Regions from separate parts of the Homo sapiens genome. Here region 2 is linked to region 1. Evidence: read pairs that join two places in POLR2A ChIA-PET (ENCODE). Cell type or tissue: IMR-90. All regions are shown on one strand. Each heading gives the region's core, and the rest is flanking DNA. Links, peaks and the distances in the headings are about the cores only.

The links. Peaks named below come from ENCODE experiments on the same cell type or tissue, not always from the same donor. Only the 100,000 strongest peaks of a DNase experiment are listed, where the experiment ranks them.
Region 2: POLR2A ChIA-PET joins it to region 1 with 29 read pairs; 8 of 35 experiments call an interaction of 5 or more read pairs at or near these places.

What each region holds. Positions count from the first base shown.
Region 1 is chr2:69,215,635-69,231,751 of GRCh38, forward strand. The region is part of intron 17 of ANTXR1 (ANTXR cell adhesion molecule 1); the gene reads left to right. LOC124906019 (a long non-coding RNA gene) reads left to right here. Exons shown (of 2, transcript XR_007086799.1): 1 at 1-8,755; 2 at 8,944-9,256. Among named protein-coding and RNA genes, the nearest start is that of MIR3126, 120 kb to the left of the region's middle. RefSeq lists a silencer at 1,463-1,757. In IMR-90, for the core only: no CTCF peak of the experiment used is centred there; DNase peaks (open chromatin) are centred at 6,627 and 10,517; H3K27ac peaks cover 3,953 bases.
Region 2 is chr2:69,015,379-69,031,495 of GRCh38, forward strand. The region is part of intron 1 of ANTXR1 (ANTXR cell adhesion molecule 1); the gene reads left to right. Among named protein-coding and RNA genes, the nearest start is that of ANTXR1, 10 kb to the left of the region's middle. RefSeq lists an enhancer at 10,280-10,449 and a cis regulatory region at 10,365. In IMR-90, for the core only: a CTCF peak has its summit at 10,776; no DNase peak of the experiment used is centred there.

The sequences.
Region 1 (16,117 bases), core at 2,874-10,873:
CATATGGGAGTGGGAACTGAGATTATTTGTACTCAATATTTGCCCCCAGTAGAGTCTAGTAGAATGCTGGCCCATAGTAGGTACTTTAAAAGTGGCTTTGAAAAAAATTAATGAACCTGGGCAAAAGGCCACATTTCTCTAGGTAAGATTAATGGAGGCTCTACTGACCCAGAGCCTCTCTCCCATTCTTCTTCAAATTCTTCACTTGGCTACATTGCTTAAAACTCTGCTAATCAGATATTCTATCAGTTCAAAGCTTTTTTAACAACAAAGATATCACCACTGAGAAAATGGAAGCCAGTCATTTACACTTAAGAAGACAATTTGATACAAGGAATGTACAGGAACACTGTCAGGGGCCTGAAGAGTGCTAGGAGGCACTTAAGAGAAAGGAGATGGCAGGCCCAGAGGTGGGAGCTCTTTTAGAGGCTTGCCAGGGAGACCGTGTGTGCCAGGAGGTGAAAAGGAAGTGGCAGACAAAACCAGTATTTTTTAGAGTTTGCCTTTAGCAAGCTTCCTTCTACACAATTTTTAAGAACCAATTAATTTTTAGAGCTAGAAGGAACCTTTTATATCATCAGATTCCATGGCTTCCAAACATTTTTGAGCCAAAAAACTTCTTCTTTCAATGAAATCTTACCAGAAAGCCAATATGAAAAACAGGTAAGCGGAGATAATCTGGTTCTAGATAGGTGGTTTTAGGTGGGTTCTAGATGTTTGGGCTGGGAAACCAAACATGCACATACACATACATATCTATTAATACATACATACACACATGCATATACATACATATACACACATACATATATGTATATACACACATATATACATGCATGCACATATATACACACATGTACACGCACACACACGATTTTCTCAGAGTAGTCTTCAAACCTCCCCCTCAGAATCACTAAGTGCTCCTGAAACACAGTGTGTCCAGATACAATGAAAGACCCACAGTCATCCTCACCCATCACCATGTCCCAGAGACTGGGCTCCAGAGGTCAAAAGAAAATGAAAGACACTAGACCCTACTGCTCCCTCCCCTTGATCAAGGAGCAAGACCTTGTCCCCTCCACTTCCCAAACTCTTTGTCTATTCTGTAAATGTTTGCAAATCAAAGAAAGAGCCCTTTCACGGGACCACTGAAGACTTCCCCCATGAGTTTAATACTACCAACAAATATTTACTCAGTTCTTCCTACATTCTTGACCCGTGTTTGGCACTCAGAACAAGTGACCATTGTCATTGCTAAGTTAACCAGCACTCTCTGGGTGCTGCCTGTTCAACCTTCTCTGAGCCATCTCAATTGCAGTTAAATATCCCACATCTTTCCATCTTTCCCCTAAATGTGCTTTGAGACACTGTGTGAACTGATCTGCTGAAATGCAGATAAACTACATCTGTCAGCCCCCATCTATGAATCTAGTGAGACTTGCAAAAAAAATGAGGTTTGGCACAATTCGCTTTCGGCAAACCTTTGCTCCCAGGGATGACCACTGTTTCCTGTCTTTGGAACTTATAAGCCATCTGTTTAATAATCTGTCCTAGCTTCCTGCCAAGGACTGACATGCATCTCACCAGTCAGCAGTTCCCACCAAAAGTGCTTAGGGCCTCAGGGCCTCCCATCCCTGCTGCTGGCCAGTGTCCAGCTCACACAAGTGGCCCCCTCATCCCTAATGAGGCCTTACTGGAGAGGATGGGCCACTCGCCTATTGCAAGTGCACAATGTGAATCTGAGAGTTCAGTTTCGTGTAATTATTTCTGTATCAACAACATCAACTCAGGGCTCAAGATCACCTAGGTGAGAGTGTAAGAATAGAGACTTTCCAATTAGCAGAGCTAGGTTTGAAACCTAACCCCACCACTCACTGTGTGGTTTTGACTAATGACCCACTCTGAACTTGTAAAATGAGCCCATGGGAGCTCATGGTTGTGATTACTAAATGCAATATAGTGCATTTAGTATATGCAATATTGTGCATGAAATGCTCAGCACAGTGGCTGGTGCATATCAGCATTGTTATTATTAAAAGAAAATACCCTTATTAATTAACTACTGCAAGTCAGGGGTGGGAATGGGACAAGGAGCAGGCCTGGGTGGAGGGCCTGTGTGTGAGGGGACTATTCATAGGTACCCAGTTCAATTCTTTTTCTAGGCACTAGCGGTATATGGAAAAGATCCTCTTCCCTGTAGAGCTCGAATTTCATGGAGAAGAAATTATGAGAGAATGTCTGTCTCCTTTCAGTCACCTGGCTTGTGGATTTGCTATCCCCAGGTGAAACCAAGGCCCTACTGGACTGGCCCCAGGCTGATTCCTGGAGGAAGCTACTTTTCAGAGGGGCACACAGGTTATCTCATGGACAGGTTCTTCAGGGTGTCTTCTAACCCCCAGAGATCTGAGGACAAAGGATTCCTATCATCTCCTTGAGCAACTGTTAAGGAGGCAGAGAGGAGCCGGGTGGAAGGTCCTCAAATGAACAAGGTCAACCAAGCGGCAAAGGTTCTAACAGTTCATTCTCCTGGCCCTCGTGTGAAAACTGCAGAAAAGTCACCCCATGCCTTTGTAGATTAAAATTAAGCTGGCAAGATTCAGCTGTAGTGGGCTTTAGATGGTCTGGGTCACTTTCTGAAGCCAATTTCTTTTAAAAGCTCTCAAGCTGAAGGCAATAATACTAAATGACAGCTGAGAATTTTAAGTTTTATTTTCAGTTCTGGAAAAAAAGGGGGGGATGGGTATCCCTTTATATTTTTATACTGAGGACAAGTCAGTAGGGAGATTTCATTGTGTTGTCGGTGTAAAAGTAATCAACTCAGTGTGCCATAGCCAGGAATTCAAACTGCTTGGAAAATGCAGGTGTAGTTAGCCCTTTTCACTGGAAAATACACTGGACAGTGACGTGGGTAGGTTAAGAGCAGAGAGCTGCTGGGAAGATCTGCAGAAAGGGCAAGGTTGTCTGCCACATTCCTTCTTCCTAAAGCACTTATGCCATCTAGGTGAAACTGGGCTGTTCTAGGAGGGGTAGTACTTCCTGCTTTAACACTAACCAACTTGAAAATCACACTGGGAACAAAACCATGACAGCCAGGAACACAGCACCAGAAGGTGAAACCCAGCCCAGAGTATGTAGCCGCTGTAACTTACAGCATTAATAAAAGGCTTACAGAAAACCAAAGGCCTATTAAATATCCCTGCCCCACCTAGACTCACCACTTAATTGGGGTGGGAAGCCTCAAGGCAGAAGGAGTATAAATGGTTCCAAAGGCCGGAGCGACTTTGGTCTGAAAGGCCCAGGTCCAATTAAAACAAACCAGGAGCCTTAATAACTGCTCCGTTTTGACATCGGGAAACCCACTCTAAATTCTGTCAATGGCTATGATGTAGAGATTTTATTATGATTATTATTTCATGGACTTAATGAATGCTTAAAAGAATTAAGCCACGATAAGACCCAAGGTCATAACCTCCTCATCCACCACGAAAGGGCAGCTTGCCCCAGAGCCAGCCTCTTCTTGGGAGGCAGTCCCCAGGTCCCTGGGTTCTGGTGGTCCTACTATTTGATTTGGGGTTGATTTAGAGCATGCACAAGCAAAATGGGCTGTAGGCCCTTGCCGTGACTGTAAAGGCTTCTGTGTGCGTAGTCATCTCCTCAACCTGCCAGAAATTCCCCAAAAGGAGAAAGGTTAATCCCTCTAACTTAAGGAATTTTAGCCTAGGTAACATCACAGTGTCCACCAGAAGGAGGACACACACACACACACACACACACACACACACACACACCCTACTGATGAAAATTAGGTTATCTATCTCCCTTAACCAACTGGCTATGAGTACATCTTGTTCTTTTATGCATTCACCATTTTTTTGTATTGCTAATGAGCCACAATAAGCAATATTGAGTATTTCTTACTGAGTTGTATTGAGTCCTTCACCATGAGCCAGGCACTATATTATATGCTAAACAAGTTCATTTTCTTTGTGTATCACAAACCTTTCTGATTATAAGCAGTACTTATTAAGTGTTATGTTATCAACGTATATTAAAATGACAAATTCTCTTGGTAATCATGATTCAGTAGATACAGGGTGGGGTTTTGTCCTCTGTTTTTAACAAGTGGCCCAAGGGATGCTTATGATCAAGTCATTGTCCTAGAAAGCTTCCCAGCTTGTCCGAAACCTCTTGACTGAAGTGCCCACAGACTCCTCCACCATCAGAAGGGTCCCCTTTCCCACTGTGTTGAGCCCTCCCATAAGCATCTCCATCCTTCCTGATTTTTTTTTGAACAGGCTTTTAGCTGCTGAAAAGCAAAATAATACCCTCAAAGGAAAGTTTTATTGGAGGGAAACTGTCTCAAACTGCAGACAGTATCTTTTTGCATTTTATTAAACCTGCAGAGCTAGAGCCATGATTTAAAGCAATGGGTGGCCAAGTAACTTGAAGTCTATTTTAGTTACCATTTTTGTTACTGATGGTTCCACCTACTCAAAAGAAAAAATAGTGAATAGAAATATTAATATAGGAAGCCAAGGCAGTCTCATGGCTGCAAAGAAACATTGGTTCTGTGCCCTGACCTTCCTCTTTGTGGCTCAGATTTTCCACCTAGGGGAGGGTGATTTTTGCTCTCTCCTCATCATACAGAGCTGCTGAAGGGATCCTTAAGAGAAGGCTCTTCTAGACTTTGAGTTTCCTGACCAAAATTAAACCGTTGCAGTTGTAGTATCTTTCTCTTAAAGTGGGTTTCCTCATTCACCAGACATTACCATTAGAGCCTGGAGTGATGAGAAATGTCTAAATGTAGGTAAATAGACAAAGACTTCCAGAGTTTTCCCATGTATTGTCAATGGGGCAACAAGGCATTGCCCTGAAATCTCTGGGTGTGTGACATTAAGATTACAGCTTGTATGTAGAACATAAAAGGCCTCTTTATACTCTATGATTATGAATTATGATAATCTTTCTTAAAGCAAGTATGTATATATTGTTATTTATTCTTTAAAACAACTTTTCAAAACATATATTCTCTATCTCAGCTTAAGTTGAATGTACTTCTTAGAATGAATTTATGTAGCAAGTCAACTCTGCTCTGTGCAGACAGGGTCAGTTGTCTTCTCTCTGAGCAGATTGTTGGGGGCCAATCCTAGCTAACTATGAAACTAAAGGATGGAACAGTTGACCCCTGGAAGTCCCTATGCTCCAGTGATCTCTCTCCGTGTATCAAATGGTCTTGAAACTCTTAAAAAGATTGTTATTACCTCAAATAGAAAGGGTGATTGTATTTGATATATCCTGGGAACACTGCTCGTATGCACCATCTTAATAAAATGAAAGCCTATTAAATAAGACATCATTTAAGGAATAGAGGAGATGGATGGAATGCCACAGAAAAATGTAATGAATATTCATTTATAGATTGAGAAGTGGAAACATATGGGAAGGCTTGTTTGGGGTTTTTATTTTTTGCAACAATATGGGGCTCTTAAATGACACTACACATTTATAACAGCTACCTGTTGACCAAGAGCTGTAAAGGGACTCTCCAATTACAGAGGAGCAGAGCCCAGTGGATGCTGTTCCTCAAAATAGTCATCTCCCATTGAGATCTATTTAAGAATACCTTTCAAAGAGTATCTTTACAGTTTTATGCACCTAAAATACAGTAAAATCTCACATAAGGAGATATCAGAGTTGGGGGGCTTATTAGCTCATATACTGATACAAAAGTTTATTTCTTTTCAGTTCTCCAGATTAAGCCCCATTTTGTCCCTATATCATAATTCAGCTTTCATTTGAGTGAGAGTAAAAGGGGATCTAAGAATAAAGTAAAAATAAAAGAGACTCAGTAGCATCTTAGTTCTGAGACCCAGAGACCATTTAGGAGGCTACTGTAATGTCAGGCAGAATAACAAAGCAGAAGGTGGCTGGGGGTGACCCTGGAGTCACTGGATGGTGAAGAAGGGGTGGAGTTCTGATCACAGAACAACCAGAGAGAGACTCTCAGTGAGTCAATTAAATTTTGCCTAAACTTAGTTTTCCCCACTACAAAAAAAAAAAAAAAAATTCCTGTTGCATCACCTCAAAATAGGAGATCCATTGAAATGTGAAAATGATGAAATGTGGAAATAAATATGTACTTTGCAAATAATAACAATGGCTGTGTGGAGTTAGTGAGCCCAGGATTTTCTCTTCTCTTTTTTCCATAGAGTTTTTAGTGCCTTTAATTGCTTTTATTTAATAAAAGAAATGGTAATTTAAGAGGAGAGAGAGAGAAGCAGATGTGAGCTTTAAGGGATGACTATAGAACCAGATCTATGATGTCTGAGCTAGACTCCTTAGCGGGTTTCGGAAAAATGTTCCAGCCCATTAATTCAAAGCCTGAGTGAGGAGGTGTGAGTGACTGGTCACACCAGGACACAGTGGTTCTCTGCAGTGGCCACTTCCGCTGACATTACATCCAACACCACCATCACTTCTGTGGCCCAGGTCTCCCAGGACACTCATTTGCAAGTTCACCATTGTTAAAAATCACTCTCCTGTCTTCTTGTCATTCTCCTTGTCTAGTGATCCCCAAGGTTTCTGGACTCAGAGCTTTGGTATGAAATTCAATCTTCACTTAGTTTACAATTTTTTTCTTCACCCAGTGACAGTGTGATGAGGTAATGTTTTCTAGCAGACCGGCTCAAGATTTGAACCTTTAAAAGTGAAAAACATTGAGAGCTTAAAAGGCCAGTGTTCAATATTCCTTCAGTGATTTTAAGTGGACAGTAATGTCTTCCCAGATATTAATTCCAGAGTGACAGAACTATCATTGTCTCCATCTGCCCCCACAGCAAAGTTGTAGTTAGTCATTCTCTGTAACAGTAGTAATGAACTCTCTAGTTATAAACAAGCAACCCAAGAAAAATTTCATTTCCCCAGAGACCATTTAGGAGGCTACTGTAATATCAGGCAGAATAACAGCAGACCGGAAGGGGGCTGGGGGTGACCCTGGAGTCACTGGATGGTGAAGAAGGGGTGGAGAGCGAAAAGATGCTGGAGGAGGAGGCATCCTTATCCAGGTTGCCTCAGACTCCTGCAGAAGGGACCCAGCCCCAGCCCTTGCATATCAAGAAGAGAAACTCAGAGGACTCTTCTCATTCACAAGGAAATGTTCTGAAGCTGTGAGACTCTGACATTTGTGGTGTATAAACCACTTTCGCATGGCCCAGAACCTTCTGTGAGGTTCCATTCTGCATAAATTACAGTTTTGTAATCACTTTTTCTAACTGATGCTTTTTGTGCTCTTTAATGTGCATTCAGATATGAGGGGAGGTGGCATCCTTTTATTTATTTAAAGAATGCACGTCTTTATGATTTGCCTTCAGAAAGAGGCTCTTTACTATCAGCATGTCCCACCTTTTGGGGACCCTGAGGTCCAGTGTGGAGAAGCAAGGAGCTGGCTCTCCTCCAGCCTGGAGTAGCTGTGATCAGCCTCAAGTCACCTCTACTCAGAAGGTCCCCAGAGGCCTGTGCAGGCTGGCAGATGGCCCAGGACTTGAGATCACTTCAAGTGTGCATGGATAGGGAGGAAAGCTATACAGACTCATGTGACCTATAACTTGGACATTAACAGACCAAAGGAAATGCCATGCCTTACTCAGAGCCAATTTCTCTTTAGAAGAGAATTCTAAATTCTAAATTCTCTAATTCCTGTGTCACTCTCCAAGTCCCCTGCAGTCTTCCTCCCATTGTCTTTTCTCTTTTGTTTGGTAACTTTTCTTTCCTACGAATTTACCAGCCTGAAGAGATGAAAGTCCTGAGTTTTCCTACTTCCTTATTACACAAATGGAGGAATAAGGAAAGCTGTTGTTGGAAGGATAGCACTCAGTAGATGAGCAAAGCAACTCAAGATTGTCTCCTTTAGCTCCAGTAAGTTTGATCCAAACTGGGAGGTCACCGATGAAGCTTAGATCAAACAAGGGCCAACATCATTGTCATCAACACCATCACTGTCATCATCATAATGACAAAAATGACCCAAAAATGTTCTAATTTTTGAGGAGGTTTGCTTAAAGTGAAGAAGGTTTTAATATCTTCATTGTGTGCTAGATTCTTTAAATCAGAATAATCAAACTGAGGTGTTAAGAGAAAGAATATCAGAAAATCAGGCAAGACCTTGCTTAAGGAAATATGAATTGCCTAAAGGAGGAAACGGCTAAAAATTACAGATGATTTGCTTGATCTCGAATGTAGGTGTATACCCAATTTCAGTTAACCTTTGGGTATGTGATAAGCAAAAACCACACCTCCACCCTTCCCTTAGAGTTTTCAACTCTGGCATATAAACTGTGTTCTCATCTCCACCCGGTCCTGCCAATGACAAGTTGAATGCTGTCTACTATAACTGCATGGCCAGGGCCCCTGAGTAGCATTTAAGGTAATAGAAAAAGCCAGCTAGTGTGCCAATAGCCTTTGAGAGATGACCTGTACTGATACAGATTCCAGTTTATCTTTGGCATAAGCCAGCCAAAAACACAAATAGGATCTCCTCAGAAGCACTTTCAAGGCTTACAGACTGGGAATTTTCCTTTTGATACCATCCTCATCAATCGTCAGATTGTGTATGATCATTATTTCAGAGACTCAAACCAGAAGTAATGTTCATGTAACTACCAACCTTCTGAAACAGAAGGTTGAGATCACTGTTGGTTTTTGTTGACAGAAGATTGTGGCAACACACTTTGAAAGTAGGCGAAAGGTAATCCAGAAGGTAATCAGCCGTAAAATTGTTCTGTTTATGGGAAGAATGAAGTACCATGTCCTGCTGCTGCTCTTCACTTTAGTTTTATCACCCTTTTTCCTCCCTATTCCCTTTCCCTGCCCTCAAATCTCTACCTCCCTGCAAGTGCCCTACTTCCAAGTTTCAGAACTTGGGCTTGCATTCCATTCCATCCCTAGGGAGAGAGCCTGCAGGGCCCCACCGTTGCTCAGGCCCTCTCTTGACCAGAGCATAAAGGATTGGCAGACACTCTGGCAGGATCCTGCACAGCAGTCTTCAGATACAGCTGCTCTTCCATCCCCAAACATGAAAATCTGTGGCTCCTGGCAGCTTGGAAAATGTCATTTTCCCATGAAAATGACGTAAGAGGCAGAAGAGTCTCAACTCCACTCTCTGTTACAAAAGTATTCCTCCTAAAATATTAATATTTGCGCTTAGTCCATATTATACCATGTGACTAACATATGAAAAGAAATCTTCTTGGAGATTAAACAAGTCTCTCTTGGGCTCATTGCACAGTTTGGGGAGGTAAGCTCCAGGTCAGAAGCTGCCTGGAGACATCTAGAGTGTCACCCTCCCTCCGTTTTCTGTGGTGTTCCCAGCCTATGTGAATGAGCTCATGTGCTGACCTCCTGGCCAGCCCCTCTCTTCCCTTCTCTGTAGTGCTCTGCACACTTTGGTCCTTTTGCCTCCCCCCATTCCCTCAAAATTTGACATTCCTATGTCCCTTTATCCCGATCACCACCACTCAAATTTCACAGTCCCGAGCACCCTTTCCCTGGCCTCAAAAGAATAGATCTTTATGCTGGCTAACCCACATGTTACTGGATGCCAGTGTCCAGGGAATTTCTCTCCTGGGTAACACTCTGGCATTTTAAAAGGAGTCTCCATGAGATGCCCACAGGGGATCCCTAATGTTGAAAATATCAGACTGAGCCGGGGACAGTGGCATATGCCTGTAGTCCCAGCTACTCGGGAGGCCAAAGTGGAAGGATCGCTTGAGCCCAGTAGGTTGAGGCTGCAGTGAGCCATGATCATGACACCGCACTCTAGCCTGGGCGACAAAGTGAATTTAAAAATTTATTTTTTATTTTATTAAATAATTTAAAAATACATATATCAGACCAATTGGTAGTCTGGACATGTCCGGGGTGCAGAGAGTAGGAAGAAGACACCTCAAGGCAGGGAAATTTTGGTGTTCTGCTCAGCTCGCTACCAGAGGCACTCATTAACCTCATGGGTAGGGGAGAAGCAAGGGAGATGGGATGCAGGAGAGAGGCGAGCTGAGAAAAAGCAACAGGTTTAGAGAAACTGATGATGCAAACCCCCAAACTCCCTCTCCAGCTTCACAATGTAGTTCTTTAGCCTCTTCAGGGAGCTTATGGATTGAACACTAGCAAATGTTGGGTGCTATTCCAGAGCTTCTTTTAGGCCAAAACCAAATAATATGACAAAGTCCCTGCCTTCAAAGAAAGAAGGCTGAAAGGCAAGAAAGGACCAGGTGGGAATTGTGATGGCCGGAAAGAGGACAAGGAGTATTGCTGTTACTATTGGGCTTTTTGCTTATTCATAATTTCAACCACTGCATAGCTAAGACTCCCAGAAAATCAGAGTGAGCTGTTCAGAACTGCAGTGTGTCCCCACACTGCCTCTCCATTGCATTCCTCTGCCTCAGTCCCAGCCACATCTCTCAGCCTCAAGAATCCTGTTCCTCAATGAGGGGGTTGGTAGCCATAGCTCGGGGGAGTGGGCCAAACCACGAGCACCCCCACTCATTGCAGGGTCTTTGGAGACTGAACAGAGATTGTTCTTACTAAGCATGAGGTCACCTTTCTTTTCCTGGACTGTCTGGATTCACAGAGTTTCTTTGGGTTCTCTGGCTGAATTCACTCCAGGGCTGATCTCTGTGAGCAGCCCCTGGGATCTAGCTCAGAGAGACTCCTCCAGGGCCCAGTCCTCATCCCCTGTGGAATGGGACCTAGTGAAAGACCAGTCAATTGGGGAAGGATGTGGAGCAGGTCATGAGGCCGGAGGAAGGCAAAGGTCAAGCTAGTTCCAAAGGCCTCATCAAGCGGTAGGAAATGGGAGAGCCTAGGAGCCAAAATGGTGGTTGAGAAGTAAGAAATGCTGCAAGCCAGGAGCAGCAACAAAAGCAGTGAGAGGAGGCTGAGAAGAATTCGGGAGTCAGAGGCCCATCCAGGTACTTGGGGTGACCTTGTTATCCTGGTAAGGGTTTGTGCAACTAGGAGGAACCATTGAAATAGAAGAAATGAAGTAGAGGTCATACCGTTTGTCATCTCTCCAAGTGGAGCTTTCTGCTGAGTCCACTTTTAATGAACAAATAAAATTCGTTGGTAATTAGCGACATTCTTTATTTATAATCCAGGTGCTGAAATCCCCCCAAAGCTTTACCCTGCCTCTTTCCAAAAGATTTAACATATATATTTTTTTTCCTCTTAAAGATTCCTCTTACAGTCTCAATATGAGTCCAACAACCATTTCTTCCCAGATCATACAGAACACGAGCTCAGCCCAGCCTGGGGAGAAGTATCACAGACATTTAATTAGTGCAGGCTGGATTCGTGAAGCATTTCGTGCACCATGAAAATGGGGCATTTTGATACTGGCTCATGGTCTTATTTCAGATCCAACTTCTACATGGTCTTGCAATTAGGAAGAGTACTGGGGCCCAGTGGAAGCCTGAAAACAGTTTTGAGGTTGGATAACTTCATGCTTTTTTTTACTCCTAAATGAATCCCAGATTTTGAGTGCTGTAAATTTTCTGTTTTTCTGTCTGACATCAGCCAGAATACTTCAGGGTTTTGACTACTGTCTTCCTTTAGTTTTATCTGAGAGGCACTCTGGCAGGATCATGGCAGCCCTTACCTAAAAAGCAGATAAGTCCAGGAAACAGTCCAGAGGCTTCTGGGAGCCAGCTGGGCAGGTCTCACCTCTTCAAAGGTGGGCATCCAACTCCATGGTCAAAAAGTAAGAGGCTGCCCAAAGCCCAGCCTAATCCCAGAAGATCACCACAAGAGCCTACCACAGCACCCCAAATGCCCAGCACTGGGGCCGCTCCTTTAGAATAAAATACTGTCATCAGAAGGTTCCTTTCTTGAATTATATTATTTAGGTTAGAAGTTCAGCTGACCTACCAAAAGCCCAAAATAATACAAGCTTCAACTATCGAACTTTTTTTTCCCCTCTCACATATAACTCTCCGGGAATAAACTGTCCAGGATCAACATGGCAGCTCCATGCTGTCAGGTGCCCAGGCTCCTTCCATCTTGTTTCTCCACCACCCCAAGAGTGTGGTTCTTGTCAGCATAGTCCAAGAATGAAAAGGGTTAGGGTGTGCCCTTTAAGGCACAGCTTAGAATTTGGACATATAATTTCTGCTCACATTCAGCTGGCCAGAGCATAGATTACATGGCCACACCTTGATGCAAAGGAAGCCACACCCACCTGCAATCCTTGCACCACACTAGGTCAAGCTCAGCATCATTTACTGCCTCTTGAAGCAGCTTTTGCAAGGAAGGCTGGGAAATGTAGTCATTGCTGGCTGGTCATGTGGCCAGTGAAACTCAGGGGTTCTACTACTAAAGGAAGAAAGTGAAAATGCATATGAGAGACAGTTATCAATCTCTGTCACAGTATATTTTTGTGTCTATGGAAAGATAGAGCCTATTAAGAAATAAACCACTATAGTGGACCCAGCTTGTGGATCTGATTAGAGGTTTGTCCCTTAGAAAGCACAGAGGATTATAAGGGGAGAGGCACATAGGACAAGTAAATTATGATTGGAAAAAGGGATAGGGATACACAAGGCACTTCTCCAGGAAGGGTTGCTGCAGGGCACTGAAATCCTAAAGAAGGAAGAAATAGAGACATGGAAAGCTGGAACAGAACAACGGAGGCTGGGTAAGTGTTGGGACCCGTGGAAACTTCTCAAATGGGTAATATTACTGGTGGCCAACTCTTTTCATGGCTATGCTTCTTGATTCATTCTGCCCTAGATTCATTCCAATCTAAAAGCACATGTTGCTCAAAAGAAAGAGCATAGAGTCTAAACAGACCTCGATTTATATCTTCACTCGGTCACTTACTTACAGAGATAGCCTGGGAAAATTACGCAGCCCCTGAGCCATTTCTACATTTTTGAATCAGGATAATGGGGATATTAACCAATGGTGCTTTTAGGAGAACAAAATGAGTTGATGAATATAAAGCAGCTAGTACCAAGCCTGGCATAGGGTAAGCACTCAGTGAGTGGCATTTGGGATTAGTATGAAACTTTTCACTCCATAACAAACAACTTGTCCCTCAAATGAATACATATGAGTAGGGGGCTTGGCCAGTGTGACAATGTTGTGGGATAGGAAAAAGGTGCATGTGTGAAGTGCTGAGAACCTAGCAGACACCTACCCATTTAGGATGCTTCTCTTAGTGTGCTCAGGCTGCCATAACAAAATACTATGGACTGTGGGCCTTAAACAACAGAAATTTATTTTCTCACAGTACTGGAGACTGGAGGTCTGAGATCAGGGTGCCAGTGTGATCAGGTTCTGGTGAGGCCCCTCTTCCAGGCTGTGTGCTCACATAGCCATTTCTTGGTGCATGTGTGAGTAGAATGAAAACAAGCCCTGTGGGAACTCTTCTTCTAAGGGGACCAACCCCATCATGAGGGAGGCACCCTCATGACCTCATCCAACCCTAAGTTCCTCCCAAAGACCCCACCCTCAAATACTATCCCACTGGAGGCTGAGGCTTCAACACATGGATTTGGGGAGACACACACATTCGGTCCATAACAGTGCCACTCACTGGCAACAATACAGGAAGCACAGAAGCAAACTTGTTCTTTTTTAAAAAAATTAATATTCCATTTTGGGGAAAAGGTGTTGACAGCTACTGGCATAGGAAAAGAACTCATCCTGAAGATGGCATTCCTCGATTGGTGCAAAAGAAGAAAACAAACCTTCATCCATGAGCTTGTATATATGGAGCGGGATGATATCAGCGCTGTGCACCAGATGAATCAGTAATTTTTACATTTTCACATCCAAGCTAAATAGTGCTCTTGACCAAAAAATCTTAGTCGGTTTATCTTCTGGCACCAATATTTAAAGCAAATACCTCAACATAAATAAAATAATAAATTGAAAGACTATACTAATTGTCGTTCTAAGTAGTTAGAGTCATTTAACTGGGGACAGGAAAAATATCCTCAAGATTCTTAACAGGTGAGACAGAAAGGGCAAGAAGGAAGACTCTAAATAATATTAGTTCATCCTGGGTCAGACTTTCACTCACTCAGCATGACCATGCCATGGTGGTTTTTTTTTTTTTTTTAATCTTAGAAAAGTGCATTAAATCTAAAGTATTAGTGAGACCCATCCAAAATGTTGATTAAAACCAGGCTCTTTGGAGAAGTAATTGCTACACTGCTTGGCAGGACCCAGGAGTGTACATTGGACTTGATGCCATTGATGAAGAGATGATGGTCAGTACCAATGGCTGGTTTTAAGAAGAGCAAAGTTAAGAAACAATATTTAGGATGTGCCACACTGGGTCACCACTCAGCATGATTTGCTTCCTCTTAATGTTTTCAACTTTCTCTACCACCTCTAAAGTATACTACCCAGGGTATCTCTGCATAATTCTTTGTCTTGCCCCTTTGAAAGGTTTGAATTCTCAGAGCCAGTCCCTGTTTAGTGACAGCACTTTGGCCACCTGATCACTTTTCCTAAATCTCCTTTCTCCAACCCTATTTTGTCTTTATTTTTTGAAATTTGTCAGAACTAAACAGGTGCAAACAAAACATGCCATGATTTTATATAGTGCTATGAGATTTAAAGAAGGGATTTAAGCATCAGACAAGGAGGTTTTATTTCCTTATGTCATCTAGTATATTTTTGCCTTTTTTAGCTACAATGGTTTATCGACCTTCCTCAGGGGCCATCAGAGTGAGTCCTTTACCACTTGGCCTTACAGTTTCATTCATTTGTATGGCAAGTAGTTGTAACTTTACGCGTAGGGTAGACATGGAGAGTTAGCATTTCATATAGCCTTAGGACAGAGTTTGTTCATCCCTATTTTGATGGCACGGCTACTTTATCTTACTGTGTTTCCTCTGTGTCCAAGTATTTATTAATATTTTTTAAGATTTTCAAGTCAAAATGGCAATTTGAGTATATGTATGTAGCCTGACTTCAGAATCGGGAGAGACTTTTCAACCTTGAGCTACCCACTGGCAGCGTGAGAGAAGGTGATAGGATGTCATAGGCTCAGCTTACACAAGTAAGCATGCACAAGTGTGTAAATAGGCAAAAACCCCTTTCCAGATTGCAACATTTTTCCCAGTCCTGAGTTCAGCCCTTTCTCACCAACATAACAATCTATATTTCTTTTAACTTTTATTTTAGGTTTGGGGGTACATGTGAAGGTTTGTTACATAGGTAAACATGTGTCATGGGGGCTTGTTGTACAGATTATTTCATCACCCAGGTATTAAGCCCAGTACCCAATAGTTATCTCTTTTGCTCCTCTCCCTCCTCCTACCTTCCCCACTCACGTAGACTCCAGTGTCTGTTGTTTCTGTCTTTGTGTTCATAAGTTCTTATTATTTAGCTCCCACTTGTAAGTGAGAACATGCAGTATTTGGTTTTCTGTTCCTGCTTTAGTTTGCTAAGGATAATGGCCTCCAGCTCCATCCATGTTCCTGCAAAAGACATGATCTCATTCTTTTTTATGGCTGCATAGTATTCCATGGTGTATATGTACCACATTTTCTTTATCTAATCTATAACCTACATTTCAAAATGAACACTGCAGGATAATATCCAGAGGACAGAAAAGGAAATGTGTGATGGTTACCTTTGGGGTTATATCTTTCTGTCATCCAGTTATCCCATCTTTCTCCTGGGGACCTTGGGTTCCAGTGGCATAAAGTCCTAGTCCATCAGGCAATGACTAAAGCACAGATCGGGATCCTTCGCAGCAACTTTAGGAAGGGTGCCAAGTTCAGAGTCCAGAAAAAAAAAGGGAAACCTACAACTCATACTCAGCTTCCACACACCATGAATGACCCCACTAGGCAAAGAGATGAGTTGCTTCTTGTTTCAGTATTATTCCATAACAAACCATCCAAAAACCTAATGACTTAAACTATAATTTGCTATTTTTCCTCACATTTTTTGGGTCGATTGGGCTCAGTTGGATAGTTCTCATTTAGAGTCTCTCATGAAGCTGCAGTCAGATGGCGGCTGGGGCTGGAATCACTGGAAGGTTGATTGGACATCCCAGAGGGCTTCTTCACTCCTTTGACCGCCTTCATTGTACCTCAACAGGCCT
Region 2 (16,117 bases), core at 3,240-11,239, 200 kb before region 1:
AAACAGGATGGTAAAGGCCAAAGAATAGGTGGATAGAGTAGAAAATCTAAAAAGACAAGTACATGTAGATCCAAACACATGTAAACATTTAGTGGAATTTCCAATCAGTATATAATGATTCATTAATTTAAAAAAAAATGGTTCCTGGACAAGTGATTGATAACATGGAGAATGAAAAAGGTTAGATTTATACTTTACAAACCATACACATAAATAAATTTCAGAAAGGTTGAAAATCTAAATATTTAGAATGAAATGATCAAAGAACTAGAAGATAATTTAGATGAATATTACTGTAATCTTAGGTTTAGAGCTTTTAAAACATGATAAGGAAGAAACCATAAAGGAAAATAGAGATTTGAATATATTAAAATTTTACACTTCTATAAATGAAAAATAAGCCATGAAAAAACATAAGAAGTTACAATAACTATTGCCACATAAATCACTCTCTTAAGATTGATTTTCATATATAAAAAGCAGTAAAAGCAAAATCCCAATAGGAAATAGCCTAAGTGCATAATTCACAAGAGAAAAAAATATGAGTCAATAAATGAACTAAAAAGGTCGTTATTAATCAAAGAAATGAAAAAATCAAACAATATGATTTTTATTAGGTTGGCAAAAACTTTTTTAAAAATTACAATATTCAGTATTGGCCAATTTGTGGGAGATAGGCACTGTCATTTCTTACTAGGGAAAATGTAAATTGGTGCAGTCTTTCTAGACTTGCGCTGTCCAGTAGAACTTTCTAGGTCGGTAGAAAAGTTCTATATCTGTGCAGTTCAATACAGTAGCTACTAGCCATATGTGACTCGAGCACTTGAAATGTAGTTAGTGCGATTGAGGAAGTGAATTTTTAATTTTATATAAGTTTAACTAATTTGAACTTTAATAGCCACATGTGGCTACCATACCGGATAGTGCAGACAAGAAGATAATTTGGCGACACATATAAAATGCTTTTAAAAAATGAGGGGTGTTCCTTTCCATCGAGCAATTTCATGTCCTAAAGAAAAAAAATCCAAATAGTCACAAAGAAGTACCTACATGTATGTTTATGGAGGTGCTGTTTATAATAAAAAGCTGAGGATTACATGTGTCTAACAGCAGTGGATTTACTAAGGTATGATATGTGTATAGTATTGAACCTGCATTGCATGTTATACAAGCTTGTAAGCTATTTTAGGAGAAATACATAATTCTTAACATACTATACACTTTTAGATGGAAATGCAATTACCAAACGTCATCTGCGTTATGATTCCACCTGTTTAAAAAGTTAAACACACACATGTGTATGTCTCTATTTACCAATATGGTACTACTATTTGTCTCTAGCAGGTAGAATTTTAAATTTTGTTTACATGTTTTTCTTAATTTTTCTGTACTGAACATACATTACTTTTATATTCAACAAAAATAAGTTATTTTGAATTTGTTTTGAAAATCATGTCAAGTGGGTCTCTAAACAGTGTGCTCACTTCCAAGCCCCTTGCTGTTGTAAAGGATGCTGCTGCTTTTATATTTAATCCTGGAGTAAATGTCTGAGTGCATCATAGGATTCTATGAAGCACATTGGAGACCCAAAAATGCTCCAGGAAAAGAAATGGTGGGGAGACCTTTACAGACATTCAGGTGGATGCCTCTGACTTCCTTTAGCTGTTCTGTTGCTGGAAGAGAAGGATATTTTTGTGCTGAATGAAAAACTTGCTAGAACTTGGTGCGGTAGTGCACACTCCACCAGCTTACCACCTCCATCCAGGCTAATTTATGAGATTGATGAGTCCAGAGCTAGGGGATGGGCCAAAACGCAGTGGTGGCAAACAGACCCCTGGGTGGTCGCTAAAGACATGATCTTCTGTCCTAGAGAGAACCTCCTCACACAGTGCTGTCCAGCACCCAACCACAGCCAGAGTGGAAAGTGAAAAAATGCTGACTCATTTTTTCCTTGGGCTTCTTAGATCCTTTCGCTGGCAAGACACTGTCTACAGTCTGAAACCGAGGGATCATAGGGGACTGAATCCACCATTCTTCTCCCAATCCCTGCAACTCCTTCTTCCCCTGCAACTGGTTCTCTTTTCCCATGACATTAAATCTCAGCTCATTTCAGCTTTAAGCAAGCTGCATCTCTGGCCTGGAGGGAACCCAGATTATACATTTAATGGAACGTCATGTTTTCTCAACCAGGAGCAAAGACTTCATAATGATAACCTAGAAAATACCACAGTAACACAATAGGGCATTATTAGTGGCTTTGGCGACTGGGCTGGTGGACTGGGCTGCACAAGGCTTTATACTGATGGAATTTCATGTTCACTTAAACATGCTTTTCTGGTTATAGTCAGGAAAAATAGATTGCTGGGAATTCAGTCGGGGATTTGAAAAGTTAGATTTGGAAGGCTCTGTTCAACAAAAAGCAAAGAAACAGCTAGCCTCTTTTAAGTCTTCCAGGGGATCTTCCAAGATGAATGCACCCATTTGACCAACCCACAGACATAACTACCTTCCCTCTCTCACAGCACCCCCCCACCCTCTCTTATTACGTATATGTTTATGTATTACATATTGGACTATTTTACATGGAGCTATTAGTCACTTGAATGGAGATAGTGGATTCTGCATCATGAATCTCAAGTGGCTGGCTATGTTATGTGTGCCCTGAAGACTTCAAAAATAGAATGTGGGAAAGAGAGCAGGAGGAGTGGAGATGGTGGTCTGGAAGGCAGGAGTAAACGCTGAGCAGCTTTATTTATAGGACTTGCCAAAGCCACAGCCTGTCATTCATTTTCTGCACCTAATAAATCCTTATATGTCTAAAGGCCCCCCACAGGCTCACCATGTGCTCCTTCCCCGTAAGACCTCCGACTCCCCCTGCCATTTCCCTTCTGTTCGGCACCAGTTTTCTTTTTCTTCCACTGTACAAAGGGATTCCATGTTGCCACTCCCCCAGAGTTCCAACCACAGCACCCACACCTGGATGATGCCCTGCTGGTGCTGATTTGCAGGACCACTGTTATGTGTTGTACTCCAGGGACAGGATCATCAGATAGATTTTTGTAGCATTAGGCTGGAAATTTCCCCATCAGGTATAGTACTGGCTTTTTTCTGGGAAAATATCTTCTGAGTTCCCAACTACTAACTTACAAAAGAAATACTGGATTGGGAACTTGTGTGAGTCTTGCAGACTCATGCTCTCTCACAAGGGTCCCAAAGACAACCTTGTTTGGTAGGTAGGGCGAAGCATGACTGTCCCTAATTTGAAGATAAGAAAACCTTTGTTCAGTCCACTGGGTTAAGTGACTTGCCCAAGGACCTAGGATTAGATCACGACAGAGCTAGGACAGTGTCTGCCCTTGACTCCCAGACCAGCTCTTTCCACTCATCTTCCCTGTAGAGTTGGGCCATAATGAGAAGCACATGGCAATACAACTAGAGGAACTGGGTAGATTCCAGGAATTCAAAATCCCCGCATCAGAGTTTCAGTAAATCATGGTGCATAAGGCGATTAAAGTTACTTAATTGAGGAGCTACTACTCTGCTGTTAAATCAGCTGTAGTTGATGGAAAGTATCAGGAACTCCAACCCCCTGCAACCCAGAGAAATGCTCCAGAGATCTAGGGGGTTAATTGATGAGTCAGACTTTAAGGTGTGTTCAGGACATTTTATTATGATAAATTCGTAATTTGTTCAGACTGAATCTGATAGAAAAAGGAAACTGAAGTCTGTAAATATGCTAAAACACACAGATGTAGCTTATTTTCAGAAATACATTGGAAGATGGCTTAGTGTCTGCAAAATTGGCTCTGAATAAGGAAAGCAAAGAGTTCAATAGAAGGCACCTTGAAGGTGCTACAATCAGATATTTTTTATATTTTTGGATTTTAATTCGTATAAGTCTTGTATATTTATTGTTAATTTCATTCCTAAGTATTTGATCATTTTGGTTATTGTAATGGGAAATTTTCTTCCATTTTAACTTGTTTGCTCTTAGACATATAAAGAGTATAAGTATCTGTGTTGATTTTGTTGTGAATTATTTTACTGTTTCAAATAATTTCCTAGTTGATTCTCTTGGGTTTTCTGGATATATAATTATATAACCTGCAAATAACAATTTTATCTCCTCTTTTCTCATTTCATACTCTAATTTCTTTTTTTCAACTTTTAAGTTCAGGGGTACATACAAACCTGCGCATCCTGCATATGTACCCCTGAACTTAAAATAAAAGATGTTAAAAAAAAGAAATTACATAAGAATGTGTCATGGAGTTTTGTTGTACAGATTATTTCATCACCGAGGTATCAAGCCTAGTACCCATTAGTTATTTTTCCTGATCCTCTCCCTCCTGTCACCTTCCACCCTCCGACAGGCCCCAGTGTCTGTTGTTCCCCTCTATGTGTCCATGTGTTCTCATTGTTTAGCTCCCACTTAACAAGTGAGAACATGCGGTATTTGGTTTTCTGTTTGTGCATTAGTTTTCTAAGGATAACAGCCTCCAGCTCCACCCATGTTCCTGCAAAGAACATCATCTCCTTTTTTATAGCTACATAAAATGCCATGGTGTATATATACCACATTTGCTTTGTCTAATTTATCATTGATGTGCATTTAGGTTGATTTCATGTCTTTGCTATTGTGAATAGTGCTGCAGTGAACATATGCATGCATGTATCTTTATAATAGAACAATTTATATTCCTTTGGGTATATTCTCAGTAAAGTGATTGGTGGGTCGAATGGTATTTCTGTCTTTAGGTCTTTGAGGAATTGCCACACTATCTTTTACAATAATAATTTTAAAGGGCATCAGAAAAATAGTTATCAGGGGCCAGGAATTTCTTTTATTATTATTATTTTTGTATTGAGGTGGACTTAATGCTTGGTTTTAAATGCTCCTCTAATTAAGTTCCACATTTGGAGAAGGCCTTTGAGGCCAGGCAAGAGTTGGTAGAACTGCCTGCAAATTGGATAGTTTGGCATATGGGTCAAAAATAAAAATAAATAAGGCAAAACTGTTTTGTTTTGTTTTGTTTTGTTTTGTTTTGTGTTTCTGTCTGGGTCAGCCAAGTAACTACCTCTACTTTATTTAGCTGTGGAGACCTGGTTAAACTCAGTGTCAAGGAGTGTTGGAGGAAGGCACCTGTCCCAAGATAACCTGTAATTATGTCCAAATGCTAAAGGATTCCTAGTGGTCCAGAAACAAATTCTGGGATCAATTAGGGAGACTTGGCTGTCACATAAATGCAAATGGGATTTGCTCTATGCTAATTTAGAATGTGTGTCTATGTTTGGTATGCGGCCAAGAGACTGGATCTTGCCTCTCCCCCTGATTACTCTGCAATAAAAGACAAAGAGAATATTTAAACATTTGTTGACACGTTTTTCAGACACGTCAGGTTCATACTGAAAAAGTAATTAGATTTCTCCAATTTGACTCAGCAGATTCTTCCATTCATTTGGCATAGATGACATACTCAGTTTTGATCACAAGTGTGTACTCCAATACATGCGTGGATGAAACAATGCCTATTGCAAGCAATGTCCTGCTATGGGAGGTAAAAGGAATGCAAAATAAACAGGAAGAAGTCCCAGGCTGTCAGGTTTTTATGGAGAAAAGTTAGAGGACTCTAGGCAGCCAGAGCTAAAGGCTTCAGTGAGGATTTGGGAAAGGGGCCAAGTAAAGTCAATTTTAGATCAGTAAGAAATAAGAAGTAACATTTACTGAACCCTTGCTACCTGCCAGACGCTATAGTAAACACTTTGCCTGTATGACCCTGTTTAGTGTTTACAACCCCCATAAGGTCTGTACAGTCATCATTACCATTTCACACGTGAGGAGACCGAGGTTTAGAGAGGTTACCCAAGGTCACTCTGAATGGTGAAACTAAGTCTCAAACCCAAGCCCCTCTGACTCATAATCTATGCACAAAGTTAAAAAGAATCTAAATATGCAAAAGAACATTGAATCAATCAAGGTAGGTCAGGTTATGCTGTGATAACAAATAACCCCCGAATCTCAGTTACACAAAACAACAAAAGTTTTATTCTCTGCATATACTACATGTCTGATAGGAGTCAGCAGGGCTCTTCTTATGGTGATGGTTCTGGGAGCCAGGCTGGTGGAGATTCCTTCCTGATACCTCCTGCCACCATCAAGGCTGCGAGGGAAGAGAATGCTAGATGATGTCTTGCTGGCCATGAAATGCTCCAGCCAGAAGTGACGTGCATCCTTCTCCTCACAGCCTGTTGGTCAGAACTGGTCAGATAGCCTCACTTTATGGAAAAAGACTTGAAGAATAATCCTCCATGTGCCTAGATGGAAGGGAAAGCCAGATATGGGTGGACAATAAAAGCTTCTACTGAAAACGTATAATTATAGCTTGCTTTGGCTTGAATAAGCAAGAAAGAAGTAGCCATTGAGAGAGAATAAAGAGATAAGACTTCTGGAGAAAGGTCAGTTTTGAGCCAAGTCTTGGATATACAGCATTCATCAACCTAGAATTACTGTCAGACGTGATGTTTCAAATATGCCCAAGAGGCAATGATAGCTCCTTCTCTTTTCCTCCCTTCCCCATTCTCTGCATACTTTAGATGAAATATTCAGTGAGGTGGGCGGGGGATTAAATTAGATTAAATGGAAAGTAGAAATGGAGATTAGACATGCTCTCCTGCCACCTAAGTATTACATGAATATATTTGAAAGATAAAACTCTCTTTTTCCATAGTTTATGGAATACGAGGGAATTTGAAAGGCTGGGGAAAGACAGCAGCCCATGGAACACAGACCACTGCAGCAGCAGAGCTCAGAGGATGCCTGTACACTGCAGGGGCTGATTCTGAGTTTGAATCAAGAGTATCTGGGCTCCTACTAGTGCTTCTCAATGAGGGTGCTGTTAGCATTTTTGATGGGACGGTGTTTCATTGTGATGGACTGTGGGATGCTTTAGCATTCCTCATCCTTGCTTTCTAAATACCATTAGCCTTTCTGGTCATTGTGATGACCAATAAATAACAGCCTCTATACTTATTTCTAAGGTTGGTACCACCTTGGTTGAGAACTCCTGACTAAAAGAAGGCAGGGCAGAGCAGGGTATGCCATTGATGTTGATTCCTAGCATCCAAGAACCACATCTGGGCATTTGTCTGAAGGAAGAAATTGGGAAGCTTCCATGATAAAAGCTCCAGTGGAAATTGTAGACCTTGGGAATGAATATGCTAAACTGAGGTTCTCAACCAAGGGCCAGATCACAACTTCAGAGGCCTGAGGCAGACGTGTATTTTGGAAAAGCTTCCCAGGTGATTCTGATTCAGGTCCCTCCCTCAGTGAGTCATAAGACTGAACAGGAAGACAAGAAAAGTTGCCCCATAATGATGGCTCATGGTTATGGCCTTATGATGAGGATATAGCTGAGGCAGCACACACCTTGGAGCTGGGCTATAGGCAGAGCTCTTATTTTAGATGGTGGCAGAAGAAACCACACACAATATGAAGGCAGAAGAGCAAAGGTCACTGAGAGGCCATGTTTTGCCCTTCAGTGTTGCCAGGTCCTGCTGTGTGTACATATACATTTAAGCCATGTTGTTTACTAGCCAGGACACTCCTTTGCTTCCTTTCTCATAAGTCTCCCTACATGAAATGTGCCTCATGGGAATGCTTAACACAGGGCTTAAGAAGGCCACCTTCGGAATCAGGCATCTGCAGCTTTAAATATCAGCTCAATGCTTCAGCAAGCATTGTGACCTTGGGCAAATTATTTAGCCTCTCCGAACTTCAGTATTGTTAATAAAATAGGCATTAAAATGTCTGCCTCACAAAAGTGTTGTAAAGATTAAAACCTTTAATTAACCATTTGGCACATGAGTGCTGAGACGATAGATGGTGATGGTGATGGTTATGGTGGTGGAGGTGGACGTGATGATAAAGATGATGGTGATGGTAGTGGTGATGGTGACAGTGATAGTGGTGATTATGGCAATGTTGATAGTTGTGATGAAGATGATGATGGTGATAAGGATAATGGTGATGGTGGTGGTGGTGATAGTGATAGTGATGATGATAATGGTAGTAGTGATGATAGTGATGGTGGTGGTAGTGATGATGGTGATGGTGATATGGTGGTGGTGGTGGAGGTGGAGATGATGATGATGATGATGATGATGGCAGTGGTCATGGTGGTGGTGGTGTTAGTGCAGAAACAGAATATGGTCCTCTAACAAAAGATGCCTCCATAGATTCCAAGCAGTACTGCCTGGCTAGGATAAGGAATATATCAGTTCAATATTTATCAAGCTGTGCTAGAGTTCTGGAATCAAAAAATGCCTAAAACAAGTGCCAAGTCTCAAGGAGCTCAAAGTTTTGTAGAAGACATGGGGAAACAGTGAAATAATTTAATTTTGGTTGAGATGAGAGGGACTTAGGAGGCTTCATAGAGGAGGTGACTTTGGATCTGGAACTTGGAAGTTGATCAGGATTTTGTCAGGTGACAAAGTAAAGAAAAAGGCAACATTTAGGAAAGCAAACTAACACATACTCTTTGTAATATGAGTGTGACAGGGAAATAATCTGGAAAGAGTTTGGATTTTATTCCATCAGGAATAGGTTATGAGATTAAAGGTTTCTAAGGACAAAAGTGTCAAGCTTATGTATGTGTTTTAGAAATACATATCTATCATCTATGTTTGCAGTGAGGATGAAGGAAAAAAATAATAAATGAGACTGGGGGCTCTTTTGTATTAAGGATCAGCAGGATTGGATGAGCCACTGGCTGTGAGTGAATGGGAGAGGAAAGGGTTGCAACAGTAAGGAGCAGGCATCAGAAGGAAAGAGAAGTTGGTGTGGACATGCTGAGTCTGAACATGTAGGGCATGTGCATGGAGATGTTGAGTAGGCAGTTGGCTTGATACCCTGGAGCTGAAAATAAAAACTTGAGTGTTGTAAGCCCAAGGGTAATAGTTGAAAATGCAGGTATGGATAATAAATAATATCAAGATAATATCAGGATTTTTAAATGCCCAGAAGAGGTGGAGTTTGAAGAGGAAGATGGCCAAAGTCCAACCCAAAGGAATTGCTAACAGGAATTGTCTGGGCAAGAGAAGAAATTACACTAAACAGAGCTGAGAAGAAGCAGAACAGTCAGAGAACCAGCAAAGAATTGTATTAGTGAGGCAAGGAGGGACAGAATTTCAATGGGGGGAAGGGGTGATCATTCAGATGCTTTCTCCTGAAATCATCTCCTCCTCAATTTATGGTCTTGGTGAATGGTGGCCCTATAAGTCCAGCTGCTTAAGCCAGAGATATGAGAGTAATCTCTTGTTCACACTCAAGTCTGATGATATCCACTGCCATATCTCTCCCAGGTTGACCTTGTACTCTACCTTGTCATTGTCTTAGCTCAGGCATTCACCATTTTCACCCAGTTATTGGTCTCTTTGCTTCATTTCTTTACCCCTCTCCCCACCTTGTATTCTTGACAATCAATTCTAAAATTGATCTTTTTAGAACACAAATCTGATGTCGATACTATCTTCCCTCTCACCTCTTACCCCTTAGACATTTCCGAAGCTCTTTCAGGATAAAGTGTAAACTCTTCAGCAAAGTATGCAAGACCCTTATTGCTCAGGTCACTATGCATTTCCAAAACTTCATATCTTACCATATCCCACATCTTTTTAATTTTCAAAAAACTGTACTGCATAGTTCCCCAAACTAACCCATGCCCTCTCTTGCCTTTGGCTCTAATGCCCTTCACCACCACACCCATCTTTACCTAGGTGATGCCTGCCCATTTATCCTTTGAGACGATTACTAGTGCATGGTCCCCTTCTATTACTAGTTGCGGGCTCCCTGTGGTAAGAAAAAAAATAATAATAAGAACAACCACTTTTCTATGTTATTTCTTCATTCAAAGTTCCTTCCTTATTCAGAATCTCCTAACCCCATAACAACTCATATTGCATGACAAGCAGTGGAGTGGTCCATTTTCAAGAGATGGAGAGGAAAAACCCTTAGTGTTTGTCCTATGGGGTTTCATCCAGTGACCTGACCTGTTTTTCCCCTGATGCTTAATGATATGCAGCCCTAATTAATAAATACCTGTAGAGACCTCCTGGAAGATGGCTTTCCCAACATCTTGATTGCAAAAGGATTATGATCAGAATCATAGTCAGCCTACCATCGCTCTTGACGTTAAAAATAATGCAGATTCCAGGTCTGCAGAAATTATATAGTAAATAAGAATTCTATAGCAAATAAGAGAAAAGTGAAGACTCCTAACTGTAACTTTAGACCAGTCACAATAATAAACAATATAAGGTAAAATGAAACTTCAGATGCTATTAGACAACACTAAGCATAAATAACCGTTAAAGTTCATTGTTAACAGAGTGACCAAACATCCTAATTTGCCCAGGACAGGCCTGGTCTATGCTTGTTGTCCCAGCATAATTATGAATGTCTTCTTCTTTTACTCTCAAAAGTTTCTCAGTTTGGATTTTAAATTATATGGTCATCCTGATTATTAACTATTGTAAAAGACAATATCAAAAGGAAAGGGGATTGAAGGTCAAACAGGTAAAGCAACTTGCACACTTTGTTCCATTAAAATGGGCAGCCATTTCAGCACTCCTGCTTCCATTTAAGTGCTCTAATTTTAAGTCTTTTCTGGAATCCTCACTCCCAAATTCCCGTAACAATTAGCGGAAGTTCTTTAATACCTCTCACTATCTTAGCACCTAACACTCTGAACTGTAATTGTACATTTCCTGACCCTTCCATGGGGAGGCAGTGTTGCCTAATGGTTAAGAGCACAGGGTTAAACCCAGAAAGACTTTATGAGCATAGCGTTTGGACAAGCATGGACTTCAACATGGACTCTAAGTCTAGACCACCTGGGTTCAAATCTCAGCCCTACCACATACTAGCTGTATGTCCTTGAGTAAGCTACTTAACCTCTCTATGAATTCAGTCTCCTCATCTGGAAAAAGGGAGATAATAATAGTATGTGTCACATAAGGTTGTGCTCAGAACAGCGTTGGCCACACTGGAAATGCTAGCTGTTATTATTAAGTGGCAATGAATGTAAAGTGCCCAGCACAATGCCTGCTGCTTAGTCAGTACTCAGTAAATGTGAAGTGTCATAATTATTCATCTTTATATAGACTACAAAGGACCAACCAGGCACTCAAATATCAGTTTGCTGATCAATATGTGCATACTATAAGTAGGTCCAGCAAGATGAGAACTGAAAACAAGCCATATACTTTAGCAGAAATAAGGGCATTGGTGACTTTTGGAAGTGCTGTTTTGGGGCATCATAAGAGCAGAAACTAAAAATTAATGAGCTGAGGGGCTTAATGGGAGATGAGAAAGCAAGTTTATGACTTCAGAAAAAGATCTGGAGCATCTGGAGCATAAACAGTTAGCTTCTCCCTCATTCCTTTCCCCTCTATCATCTAAAACTGTCCCATCTCCCAAAAGAAAAAGCCTGAAGAAAGTGTCTAGGAGACGCTGCATCGGGTCCAGAGACTAAGGGCGTTGACACTGACATGCAACACATGCGTTAGAAATTCACTAGAAATAAAGCAGACGGACTGAGTATGAAAGAGGTCAAGCCAGGGTCTACTTTCAACTCTGTTGCCAAATTGTAAAAAAATATGGAGAGAAAGATCAGTGAGGAGCCCCTAGAATAATCCCAGATCTGGAAGTGAGTTTGCAGTCGAGTGGGGACCTGAGAGAGATGAGAACCATCCCCTTGGAGCCCTGTTGCTGTTGGGCATCAGCATCATGCAGTGGCAGCTGCTCTGTGGGGGTCAAAGGGGAAACCAAGCCACAAGAGATGCCTATGAAAACCAGGCACCTCCATGACTGTGATCCTGTCCAGCGCTGCTGAGTCCTCCCGCCAGATCGCGCGCCTCCAGGGAAACGGCAGAGTTTTGTGTTTAATTATGTGGATGTACTGGGGATCAAGATGAGGCCAGGTATAGCACAATGCGAACCTGAAGTAGAGGCCAGGCCAAAGCATCCCCTACATATGGCAAGCTGGAATGATGTAACTGTGTCCAAAACAAGCAAACAAACCTTGCAAAGGTGAAGTTCCTTTGTGGAAATGACTGGGGTTGATTCCATTCCCCACTCTCCCCTAACTGATGGAACAACAACATGATCTTACTTTAGCCATCAAGACTAACTCCTTTTCACCAGATTAATTCCTTAGAGAAGTTTATAAGTGTGAGATGATGCAAGTGTGTGTGTGTGTGTGTATGTGTGTGTGTGTGTGTGTAAGCTATTTTGGAAGCAAATGCCAAGCCAAGTTATACCTTTCCACATTCAAGGATGAAAATAGGGCCTACAAAAGTTTAGCACCTTAAGATAAGTGATTAAACAAAATTCCTGAGGTGGAAGAATAATATATTCATGGAAAGCATTTTCAGTAGCAAAAAAAAAAAAAAGGTCAATTGTGGCACCATATGACTTCAATTAAGTTAAATAAAACAGTAAATTTGTGAAACAGGAGAAAAAATATGAAGTGAGAAGGGACTTAGAACGGTTAAGGAAATATAAAATAATATGGAAAAATTTAAAGTCACCAAAGAAGCAGTAAAGAGCAGAACAGACAATGCAGAAAATGAAATAAATGATGCAGGCATGTTTAAGGAATTCTCATAATTTCAGGAGGAAAACACAGCTAGAGGAAAGTGATGAATGATAAAATGATAAATAATGAATGAAAAAAATAGCTATTCAAAGGACCAAATAACTTTTCATTGCTAAAGTATAGTCTAGAAGAAACTTTCAATGCTTTAATAGAAGAAAACTCTTCTGACTTAAGAAAAATTTGAAAATGCAGATTAAGTAGGCTCACCAAGTGATAATCTCAATTAATTATTCATTAAAAAACACTAATATTTAAACATTTCCTGGTGACAATCTTTAAAAGACAAAAGAAGAACTTTATAAGTGGGAAGAAAACACATGGTACCTGCGAAGGCTCTGAACATTAAATGGTGAATTTTGATTGACACAATTAATCTTTTATGATGGATAAAATTTTTGATGAAGAAATTCTGATGGATTTATGAACTAAAATGTTATACCTAGCCAAGATATCACTTACACATGAAAAAAAATAAAAAAGCATTTTCAGATACATATGGATTCTTTCTGAAAGGGGAATGGGATAATTTTCTTCAGGAAATTATCTGAAATGTGAATCAAAGTTTAAAAATATAAAATATAATAGTTATTACACAAAAGAAGTGGAAATGACCATTGAATCAATTTTAGCAAATATATGTCTAAATAGTATTTTCAATAAATTTTGACATAATATTGCATCAACAGACAAAACCAGTCTGTCGTGAGAAAGGAACAAGCTGAAAATAAGAAGCTTTGGGGGAAAAAAATACACTGTTTCTGAATATTCAAATCCATTAGAAATAATGACCACCACATTGAATATTGCAAAAAAGTAGATTCAGTTCATCAGAGGACAGTTTGAGAAAATTCCTCAGAACTTAAGCTGAAAGGATGCAGAGATTAAAATTATGAGAAAAGAGGCTGGGTGCGATGGCTCTCACCTGTAATCCCAGCACTTTGGAAGGCCAAGACGGGCAGATTACTTGAGGTCAGGAGTTCGAGACCAGCCTGGGCAACATGTTGAGACCCCCCCCCCTCCATCTCTACTAAAAATACAAAAATAATTAGCCAGGCGTGGTGGCGCGTGCCTGCTGTCCCAGCTACTCAGGAGGCCGAGGCACAAGAATTGCTTGAACCCAGGAGGCAGAGATTGCAGTGAGCCAAGTTCACACCACTACACTTCGGCCAGGGCAACAGAGCAAGACCCTGTCTCAAATAAAATAAAATAATGAGTAAAGAGAAAAGTAGGTCAAAGACTAGATCCAGGATATCTAATATCTAATATATATATATATTAGATATATATAGATATAGATATATACACAATAACAATTCTGGGGACAGAGAACACTTATAAGAGATACAATAAAAAATAATAATAAAGGAAGATAATTTTCCTGAGCTGCAGAAAGATTGGAGTCTTTAGATTTGGAAGATTTAGGTAAAATACTCAGCCTAATTAGTTTTTTTAAATGGTCTACAACTTGTACAATCTTCGATAATTTCTTAAAATATAAGAATAGAAAAGTCTACATTCTTCCAACAAAGAAAAAAAAATAGGCTCAACAAAAAGGAAAGTGAGATTCAGACTGGCGTTAGTTTTTTTACTCTACACATTAAATGTTCCAAAAAAGCTCAATAATTATAAGGTTTTGAGTGAAATGTGATTTTAAAATTCCTTAGTCAGGCTTTAAAATGATACACATTTTAAAATTGTATTACTTACTGAAAAAATTACCTAAAAATATTGACATCGGAATGGAAAATATATGTGAAAAAATATATAAGAAAAAGACATGGCATAAAAGAAACAGAAGGAATGGCTCTAGAAAAGTTAAGAAGTCAATAATAAGGCCATCAGTGAGACTTTGTAGCAAAATATAAAACTGAAAGAATGGATTGTCAATAGAGAAAATGAAAAATGTAAAATTTTTATGCGAGGTAGCAAAAATCACTCATATTACATTTACATATGCAAGAAGATGCGGTTTATTCTTAGCTCCCAAACTCCTCTTTTCTTCCAAGTCCACCTTCTGGGTAGCAAGAGGGAGGGAAATCCATAAATTTTGAATCCAAGTTGTGATAATAGTCCATTGTGGTGATTTTTTAAAATCCCTTTAGGTAAAATGCTCAGTCTTTCAAATGTTGCCTTTCCCTCACCAATAGAATCTGGGTATTTGAAGGAGATGGATTTGTCTCTGTGAAGGAGTCCTTCGATTCTGGACCAGTTGGTTTCATGGAAAGTTCTGTCACATCTTCAAGGAACAGAAAATTTCAGTACTAGTGTTAAACGCATACAGACAGCAGGAAAAAATAGTTTCTCAATTCACTTTATGAAGCTAGCATAGATCTAATAACCATATCTACCAAAGATAATACCTTCATACACAAAACTTCCCACCAACTTCTGAATAAAAACTTTAAATTTTAAATTAAATACATATTGTTAAAAAACTAACAGTATAGTAAAGGAATAATATCCTAAGACCAAGTAAAATTTATCCTAGGAATGCAACAGGGCTTCAATATTTGAGAAATGTTTAAGATAACTCCAATTTTTTTGACTGCTGAAGATAAAAACTGTATCTCAGCAGAATCTGAAAGACATCTCTGAATACTTAAGCATTCAAGGATATATTCAAAATATATTTTGAACCCTATACCCTACAGAGAATAAACTTTCCTTTCAAATGCCCATGAAATATTTATTAGGTCACAAAGAATGCCTCCATATATCTCCCAAGGCGCAATTTTTCCAGTCTGCATTATCGGCAATAAATAACAGGAAATGAATAGCAAAGTACACCAAAACTTCAGCTATCAGGAAAAAAAATACAGATTTGTATATTATCTTGTCGTGAGAAAGACATGACAGTGAATACAGAAATTTAGAAAAAAACGAGTCTGAAAGAAAGTGATTGTCTGGGACATAAGCTGGCGAACTATGGCCTGCAGCCTGTTTTTGTAAATAAAATTTTATTGTAGTACGGCCACATTCATTTTGTTCATGTACTATCAATAGCTGCTTTTGTGCTACAAAAAGCAGAGTTGAGTAGTTGCCACGGAGACCACATGGCCCCCAGAACCTGAAATATTTACTGTCTGGCCCTTCACAGAAAAAGCTTGCCCACCCCTGGACTAAGAAAACATTTGCAACCGAATATAAAATGGGCCAAAAATATTGAGACCAGGGTCAGCTTCATGGGCATGGGACCTGTGCAGTCAGCCACCCAGGGCCTCTCATTTCAAAGGGCCTGGCCCTTGGTTTAAGGGCCATCTTGCCATCTTGAATTTTGTTAAGTTTTGAACAAGAGACACTGCATTTTCATTTTACCCTAGGTTCTGCAAATTATGTAGCTTATCTTAATTGATACAAAGAAAAATGAACCATAAATGTGAAAAAATTATGGCTTATAGTTAAATACATCCAAATTAAAACAATAGTGAAATCAGTTTGTCCTTCCTCTGCCCACCCTCACT